Linked DNA regions of Mus musculus: regions 1 and 3 are each linked to region 2. The links are chromatin contacts, found by Hi-C or POLR2A ChIA-PET in ENCODE. All regions are on one chromosome and are shown on one strand. Each heading gives the region's core, a stretch centred on a gene start or an enhancer-like site at or near the end of the contact. The rest is flanking DNA. Distances are from core to core; before and after follow the strand shown.

Evidence for each region. Hi-C counts contacts between places; a loop is a spot of excess contacts on that map. ChIA-PET counts read pairs that join two places held with the same protein, here RNA polymerase II (POLR2A).
Region 1: a map of heart shows a loop between it and region 2 (2.1-fold over the local background). The contact joins the promoter of Ppp4r1 here to the promoter of Twsg1 in region 2. A Hi-C loop is called at or near these places in 1 of 37 maps with a recorded cell type or tissue (heart). POLR2A ChIA-PET finds 5 or more read pairs at or near these places in 1 of 5 experiments (Patski).
Region 3: POLR2A ChIA-PET joins it to region 2 with 10 read pairs in Patski. The contact joins the promoter of Ddx11 here to the promoter of Twsg1 in region 2. A Hi-C loop is called at or near these places in 1 of 37 maps with a recorded cell type or tissue (T-helper 17 cell). POLR2A ChIA-PET finds 5 or more read pairs at or near these places in 1 of 5 experiments (Patski).

What each region holds. Positions count from the first base shown.
Region 1 is chr17:65,782,093-65,784,892 of GRCm38, reverse strand. It overlaps Ppp4r1 (protein phosphatase 4, regulatory subunit 1), which reads right to left and starts at 1,538. Exons shown (of 20, transcript NM_001114131.1): 1 at 1,444-1,538; 2 at 1,225-1,269. The coding sequence starts at 1,450.
Region 2 is chr17:65,949,613-65,952,452 of GRCm38, reverse strand. Twsg1 (twisted gastrulation BMP signaling modulator 1) reads left to right here and starts at 1,266. Exons shown (of 5, transcript NM_023053.3): 1 at 1,266-1,386.
Region 3 is chr17:66,121,837-66,124,807 of GRCm38, reverse strand. It overlaps Ddx11 (DEAD/H box helicase 11), which reads right to left and starts at 1,288. Exons shown (of 27, transcript NM_001348292.1): 1 at 1,116-1,288.

The sequences.
Region 1 (2,800 bases), core at 289-2,788, 170 kb after region 2:
AACTGCAATAAGGAAGAATACGAGCCACAAACCTCTTCTCAAGTTGCCTTTGGCCATGTTGTTACATCATATCAACAGAAGTGCTGACTAAGGCACTTTCTCAAGGCAACACCTCCCATTGCTCAGAACAGGAATTTAAGTGGAGTAAAGAAAATCCTATCAGACAATGCTACTGACTATCTGCATAGCATTTGTAAGAGCAATTTTCGCGAAGGCATCTCTGGATTACCGGAACAGGTATGAAATCACACTCCCCAGTCCAGGCAGGCTCTCTCCCCTCACCAGACAGCTCTTGTATCACAGCAACCAGCTCAACTCTGCATATTTCTTGGTTTCAGATCTCCCATGAACTACACTTAATAACATTTTGTGCACACTTTATTCCTAAAATGCATTTTCCACCAGTCACTCTATCTGCAAACATTAACACGAGTAGAAAGCATTTCTACTTAAGTGTAATTCACAACTTCTTCCCATATAAAGTTAGCTAAGTCATAGTCTTTTCTGTCTCCAACCACCATTATTTTCTGAAGCTTAGAAAAACACAAAACACACTCAAAATGAAAGATATCTTTCTAAATAACTCATTTCCTTCACCACATGGAAACAATGTCCACAAGCTGACTGGGTTTTGTTTTTTGTTTTTTAATGTACAAAAAGAGTCAACTCTTTAAAAACTTTAATATCTCAACGGAAACCTGCAATTTTAGCATTTAAGTACCAGAATGAGCTTTGAACACTCCCAATTTTAAAAAGCTGCTCTCTGAACCTAGTCACTGCATCCTGCCAAGGTCACACCTACTAACCTCCCCGAAAATCGGAAATCAAATGTGTGAGTGAGTGGTGGTGGTGGGGACCCGAAACGGCTCAGAGGTCAAGTACAACACAGGTATGTAACCAGCACACACTAGGGCGAGGGAACCCCCGAGGGCGGGCCGAGCACCGCACGCCGCACAGCCCCCCGAGCCTTGCGGAAACACCTCCCGGCACCCGCCGCCTCCTTCATCGGGGCGAGGGTGCGGAAGACACTCAGGAAAAACACACCCATGTCCCCTCTCCGGCCTCCGCCCCACGGGCTTCTGCTTCCCCAACAGCCGCCCCGCGGCCCGAGCCTGCGGGCGGCGGCCGAGGTCCGACCACGCGGGTGCTCCCCAGCGCGGCGGGGTCCCGAGTCCGCCCGCTCGCCCGCCGCCCTCCGGGGCTGCCAGGCCACCCGCCACTCACGTCCGTCCGCGTCCTCCGGCAGGTCCTCCTGGAGCAGGGAGAGGTCTGCGCCGGGGGAGAGAAGAAAGGCCGGGTCAGCGTCCCGGGCCGGCGCCGCGCCCCAGCCGCCCGCCGCCCGCCCGGCGGCGCCTCCCCGCGCCGGCCTCTCCCGGGCACTGCCGAGCGCGGGGAGCCGCCGCCGTCGCCGCCGCCGCCGCCCGGGGAACTGGGGCCACGTACCCGCCATCTTGTGCTCGCCCCCGCCTCCTCGTCTCCCGGGATCCCGCTCCGCGAGCCGCTCAAGTAGAGAGCCGGTGGGCGCGCGCGGGCCGGCGGGGGCGCGCGCGGGGCGGGCCGAGGCCCGGGCCTGCGGCGGCGGCTCCCGTACGCCCGCCCGCCCGCGCGCCGCCCGCCGCCCGCTGCCCGCCGCCCGCCTCCCGCGCCCGGCCGGCCCGGCCCCGAGGCGCGCTCCCACCCGTGGCTAGAGGCGCCCTGGCGCCGAGCGTGCGGAGCGCGGCACGAGCTGCCCGCCGGGGGACCTGCGGCGTGTGCCCGAGCCGGGCGGGCGGGGTCCCCGCGGCCCGCAGCTCTGTTGGGTCACCGGCCTCGCCCACCGCTGGCCGCCGCCCGCTCCGCCGCGCGCCGCTCGTCGCCCGCGCCCCTCCCAGACCTGCTCGTGCGTCGCCGGCGGTCCGCGGCCGAGCCTCCCGCCTCCGAGTGGAGGAAGCGCCGCCTCCGCCCGCGCGCCCAGGCCTCGCGAGTGACTGAACAAAGCCCAGGCCCCGGGCCGGACGACGGTTTGAATGACAAAAGTTCCGCCGGCCCAGCCGGCCTGCCTTCCCGTGCGGCGCGGCACGTTAAAGCCCCGGCACCGGCTTCCGAGCCCGCGCGCTCCCCTGGCGCCCGCCCGAGCTGACCCTGAGCGGCCCGGGCGCGCGGGCCAGGCCGAGTCCAGTCACTCCGCGGTTCTTAGCCTTGTGACCGCAGGGAGGATCGCCGAGGATACCTGCCCCCTCCGCCTCTCCGGGGAATGGCAGACTGTCAGGAATCCAGCACCGTGCTTGCTACCTCGGGAGTCCGGTCGCCGGGTGCCTGGGATTGGCAGCGCTTTTCTCGAGTGAACTATCACACATCTTACTGGTCCCTTTGTTTGAAGAGAGTTAAACGGTTCTTGTAGGTTCCCCAGGCAAAGTAGGGCAAAATCCAGATTTTTCTGACTCCAGTTCGCCGTCCCATTTCTGTGAGTCTTAGGTCTAAATCCAACATCAGTGAGGTCTCCAGAATGGTCGCCCGTAAAATGAGTCTCATACATGATGCCCGTTTTTGAGTCTGATATGAAAAAAGGAGGATTTTAAAGGTTCAGCTTGTTCCTTTCTGCACCATAGTCCTAATTCAAGGCAACATATTGGCATTTTAAAACACGGGGAATCAGAACAAGTTGTAGGTGGTCTTTGGCTACTTTGTGTGTTCTTTCTTCCACCCCTCTTCTTTCACCCTTTCAACTCCCTAATACTAAAAAAGGGTAGGGGTGGAAGGGGCCATCATTATATATTGGACTACTTCCTGCTGATGAGGGTTGATGAGCTTCTTGGAGCAA
Region 2 (2,840 bases), core at 17-2,516:
TGTGCACATGTGTGTGCACACACGTGTATATATGTGCGTGTGTGTGTATGTGTGTACTTGCATGTGTGTGTGTGTGTGTTTGCACTCCTTCTGTGGCACACATGTGGAGATCAGAAGATGACTTGCAAGAATTGGCTCTCTACTTCCACCTTGTGGATCTTGAGGCTTGACTATAAGGCTTGGTGGCAGCTAAATATAAGGTCATCAGGTTTGGTGACAGATGTCCTTATGAGCTGAACCACCACCTTGGGTGGCTTTCTTACTTTTGATTTTCCTAAACAGGGTTTCTCATGGCACCTGGAGCTTTAGTGAACCCAGAAATCCTCCTATGTCTACCTCCTTCTAGGGCTGGGTTTCATATATCAACCCCTGTGCCTGACATATGAACATATGGGCATATGAATCTGAACCCTGGTCTTTTACTAACTGATCCATCTACTCAGCCCCCGATTTTTAAAGAAAACCTATGCTTACTTTACAAAATGTATTAATACCAGCACTATGACCCACATTAGCTAGTAATTTATTACTATCCATCTCAGCCAATTTTTTCTAGGCTGCTGCCTCCCAGTAAACCAAGGAGAGTTTAAGACACTTCCTAGGTTAAGAAAGGGTTTGACACTAGGCCATTGCTCCCAAAGTGAACTGGCCATGTGGGCTCCAACTCAATGGCTGTGGAATATTGCTGGAAAAGCAATGGTTATGGTAAAGACCTAAATGTACTTTATTTGTGGGCTACTGGTGGGATAAGCCCCATCTTCCTAAAGTTCAAGACTCAATGACTGGTCAAGCCAATACTGACCTGACCTCCGTTCCAACTGAGGCTTCTTCCAGTTGGTCTCCCTCCCATACCTAGTGACATTCCTGAGCAGGATTCACTGCTGCCTTCTCTCCTTTTTGGCAGTGCCAGGCTTAACATTTTTATGAATTAGTGACTGAAGTGTGGGACAGATCCGTATCCAGTGATCCCTAGGTGCTTAAACACGTATTTAAAATGAACCTTGCCTCGCACGTCAAGTATCAGTCCTGTTCTATTCATCTGCCCTGTGCCTCATTCTTATATCCAGTAAGGAGGACAAATCAGCTTTGTGGCAGAGCTGCTGAACCGAACCGCAGGGCACAGCGGCTGGCAGCAGAGGTAAGCCGCCCAACAGGTGGCAGCAGACCAGACGGCTGATGGGCGGGGCCCGGCTCCGCGAGAGGCCGGAGCGCACACACCTGGGGGCGTGGCCGAGGGCGTGCCCAGCCCGGGCTCCAGGGGGCGTGGCCTGCAGCCCGGCGCGGGCCTGGGAGCGGCCGGGGACAGCGCGGGCCTGTGTGTCCGCGGCGCCGGGGTTCGCGGGAGCTGCTTGGAGGCTCGGCGGCCGGGAGGAGGCCGGGGCCACGGTGAGCGAGCTCGGGCGCGCGGGCGGGCGGCATCTAGGAAGCCAGGCCGCGGCGCTCGGCGGGGATGCGGGCGCCGAGAGGCCCGAACGGCGGGGACAAAGGGCCGCGGTGCCACCGCCTTCGGAACCTCGGGTCCGGGCGCTGGTGTGGGGTGTCGCGCTCCTCCCCCGCGGTCACCTGGATTCCCGGAGGACGGCGGGAAGACGCTCGGGGCAGCCGGGGGTGTCTGTGGGTCCCCGCGGCCGGCAGCGGCGACGGGGCCGCACCGGCTGTGGGCAGGATGCCCAGGGAGCCGGCTGGGTCCGCAGGGAGCGGGCGAGAAAATGGGATTACTAACGGTTCCCCGCCGGCGGGCAGGAGCTCTGGACTTTCTGTTTCAGAACGGAGTCATACCCCATGCAGAGCCTGTGGTGTAGCGCCATCTCCTAGTTTTGTAACCAGCAGGGTCCACTTTCTAACCGGCCCTACATCAAAATTGTATTTTATTGTTTTGAGGGGATTTATTTTGACTCCTTTAAAATAAAATGCATGCGTCTGTATGCGTATGCACACTTTTCGTCTTGGCACTGCTATAGGGGCCAGAAGAGGGCATTGGATGCCCCAGAGCTGGGCTTGCTGACCCTTGTGCCCTGCCAGTGTGGGTGCTGGGAACCGAACTCGGGTCCTCTACAAGAGTAGCAAGTGCTCTTAAGACATTGAGCCATCTCTCTAGCCCCTTATTTTTATCGTTAATTTATCTAACTTGGAAGTAAAGCTGGCCTGCAGTTCATTATCCTCCTGCCTTGCTTGCCAAATGCTGGGATCACAGGCGTGTCTCATCAGGCCCAGCTATTATTTAATTGATTTTGTTGGGAATTTGTGTTTTAGCCTTAAGAAATTATATCTTTAAAATTTTAGTGGGTGCGCGAGCGTGTTTATGCGCACACAAGCATACCTGTGCACCTGCGCCATGGTGTGTATGCCAAAGGACAACTTTGGAGGGAGGCAATTCTCTTCCTTTTTTTTTTTTTTTTTTTTCCTGGTTTTTCGAGGCAGGGTTTCTCTGTGTAGCCCTGGATGTCCTGGAACTCACTCTGTAGACCAGGCTGGCCTCGAACTCAGAAATCCGCCAACCTCTGCCTCCCAAGTAGAACTTAGGCTTTCAGGCATGTCAGGCAAGTGTTGTTAGCCACCTAGCTATCTTGCCAGCCCCCACTTATAACCCCTGTGAGAATTTGTGCTGGTGCCCCTCTGTTTTCTTTCTGTACTGTGATACTTCTTAAGAACAGAAGAATCTACCGTACTAACAGAATATCTTCCCATTTACCTACAATTCTTAATGCAGTTAAGAATGGTTGTGGTTCCTGCGCCTCTCCCCCAAGTCCTTTACCAACAAAGTGAGATAATCACCAGAATAATTTTCCTTCACAGTTTTGCTTTGATGCTCAGATTTTGAACATTGGAGCTGAAGGTGT
Region 3 (2,971 bases), core at 39-2,538, 170 kb before region 2:
AAAATGCAGTAATAAAAAGAGCTATGCAACTGGAAAACCACTAAAACACGAAGAGAGGGTAAAGAAATGTAGCCAACAAGAGATGGAGAGATGGCGGAGTAGTTAAGAACACTGGCTGCTCTTCCAGAGGACCCAGGTTCAATTCCTAGCACCCACACAGCAACTCACAATTGTTTCTAACTCCAGTTCTAGAGGATCCAGACATACAAACTATGCATAAAATAGTAAAAGTAAGTTTTTAAAGGTAACCACAGATTCTGAGCATCTAACATGTGTTAAGCACTCTTCAGAGCCCCCACCCCACCCCCTTCTTAATTTCACTTAACCTATCACGGATATCATGACAGAACTGCTGGCTGGAGACACTGCTCACTAGTGGAGCCCTCGCCTAGCAGCTGCCCAGAGCTTAATCTACAACCGAAAGCGGCTGGGTGTTAAGGAGTAAGTAGCATTAAAGAAGAAAAAGTACGCATTTAACCCAGGTGCGAAGCGCTCTGCTATGGTCAAGCTCACCTAAGTACAACAGAGAACTTAGCAAGGCTAAACAGGAGATTTCCTGAAATGATGCACTCGGAGGTGAAGAATGTCGCCGTCTGGGAAAACCAGGAACCCGGGCTGCGGGCAGGCAGGGAAACCCTGTACATGAGAACTGCAAGCTAGCCGGGATTTCAGGACAGGGTCCTGCATGCAGGGACCATGTATTTATTATTTAATCCTACTTTTATGCCACTTCCATCAAAATGTGGTCGACTTCCCGAACTTCCTCAACCTTAAAAAAAAGGGGGGGGGGGCAGTGCAGCCGAGAATGCAACAGTATGGTCCCTGAGGCACACTGCCAAATTGGATCTCAAGTTCATTATCAGTCAACCTGTGTCTTCACCTGACTTCACTATATACAATAACCCCTGAAAATCGTTTAAAACAGACTCTCTACATTTTAGAATCCAACCTGTTACGTACACTCACCGAAGGCGCCACTATACTTGGGCTGCCACTCGCTCCAATCCATCCCACGCCGCCTCCGCCCCCACGTCCGGCCGTAGGGCGCGCTCGGCTAACCCTGCCCCCTGGCAGCCTCCTCGGCTTCCGCCTCCGCTCGAGTGTGCCCTTCTCACCTCTCTGCCTTCGGTCGCAGCGCTTCTCCCACACAGCACCGAACTCGATCGCCACCGCAGGACCGCCTCACTGAGGCCGGCAAGCGAGCCTGGCCGCCGCGGCTGAATTTAAACTGCAGTTTCACTGAAGGAGCATGCGCGCACGCAGAAAACCCTCCACGTGGCCACGCCCCCGAGCCACTGCGCCTGCGCGCTGCCGCTCAACCGCGGGCCTTGTGCTTCAATATTGCCTGGATTAGAACTGTGTTTGAGCTTTGATCTAACCTTCCATATTAGTTTTTTTGTATTACCGGCTATTGGGGGTTGTTGTTGTTGTTTCCCCAGAAATATTGCGCTTTTTAAAAAATTGTATTTATTTAATGTATGAGTGCTCTGCTGCATATACATCCGCAATTGCCCGAAGAGGACATCAGATCTCCCTAAAGATGGCTGTGAGCCAGAATGTGCTTGCTGAGAATTGAACTCAGGACCTCTGGAAGCGCAGCCAGTGTTCTTAACCGATGAGCCATCTCACCAGCCCCCAAGATTCAAATAGATTTCTCAAAGAATGTTAAATGTAGAAAAGAGAAACTATCAAATATCAGATGTATACAAGCCACTAAGTACTAAGAGGGTTTTTGATGAGGTCATTCATCATGCATGTATTTATGTTTCCTCCTTACTATAGATATTGAATCTGTTTCACAATCATGACAAAGGTGTACTACTATGGTGATTGTTTTTAGAAACTGTTCCTGTAGTGTAACGCAGAATTAAAAAAAATTGACAGGCTCTGGGGAACAGTAAGTCCATTGAGATTTGGTTTTCTGTCACTAGTTACAAAAGCACACACAGCACGGGAGGTGTAGCAATTGGTCACTATAAACGTCTCTGTTTATTGCACTAGGGACACTGAACATGATCCATTTTCAGAGGCTGTGGCTAAAAATCCTAACCACACCCTCAAGCTTGGTGCCCTTCTCGCTCTTTTGCAGAGAGATGTAAGAAAGATTAGTTCTTTGCCCTTTAGTGTCCATTTTATAGGGAGCCTGGCAGTTGTGGGATTTAGTCCCCAGTGGGATCTGTGAGCCTTTGATTATTCTGTTGGTTCTGTTGTCATCTATACATATGCTTGAAAGGCTCAAGACAGAGCTTGCAGTAGAAGAGGGAGAAGGGCTATATGTGATTTCGCTTCTAGCTCCTTAACCCCAATTCCGGGCTCTGGGACTGAGTTACTGTTCCCTAAAGTTTGATTGTATCAAGTTTCAGAGTGGAGGGCTATGTCTGATTATCTCAGCGCTCTCTCTCTCTCTCTCTCTCTTCCCAAGACAGGGTTTCTCTGTGTAGCCCTGGCTGTCCTGGAACTCCCTCAGTAGACCAGGCTGGCCCCAAATGCAAAGATCCACCTGCCTCTGCCTCCTGAGTGCTGGGATTAAAGGCCTGCACTGTCTGGTGAAAACCCAGGATCTTAAGCAGTCCTAAGACTCAATGTTCTTAGGGCCTCTGTTTGGAAAGCATCGTCTTGTCCCTGTAGATATTCTAAAAACCAAAAACAGGACTGGAGAGACGGCTCAGCAGTTAAGAGCACTGACTGTTCTTCCAGAGGTCCTGAGTTCAATTCCCAGCAACCACATGGTGGCTCACAACCATCTGTAATGGGATCTGATGCCCTCTTCTGATGTGTCTGAAGACAGCGACCTTGTGCTCACATAAATAATTCTTTAAAAAAAAAAAAACTGAAAAAAGAAAAAACAAAAAAAACCCACCCCCTCCCTGGTGGTCTAATGAGTAGGTTAGGTGCTTTCATGATGCAGCCATGTTTTTAGTCCACTCAGGAAGCCTTCTCTTCCTTCCTCTTTGTTTTCTTCCCCATTTCT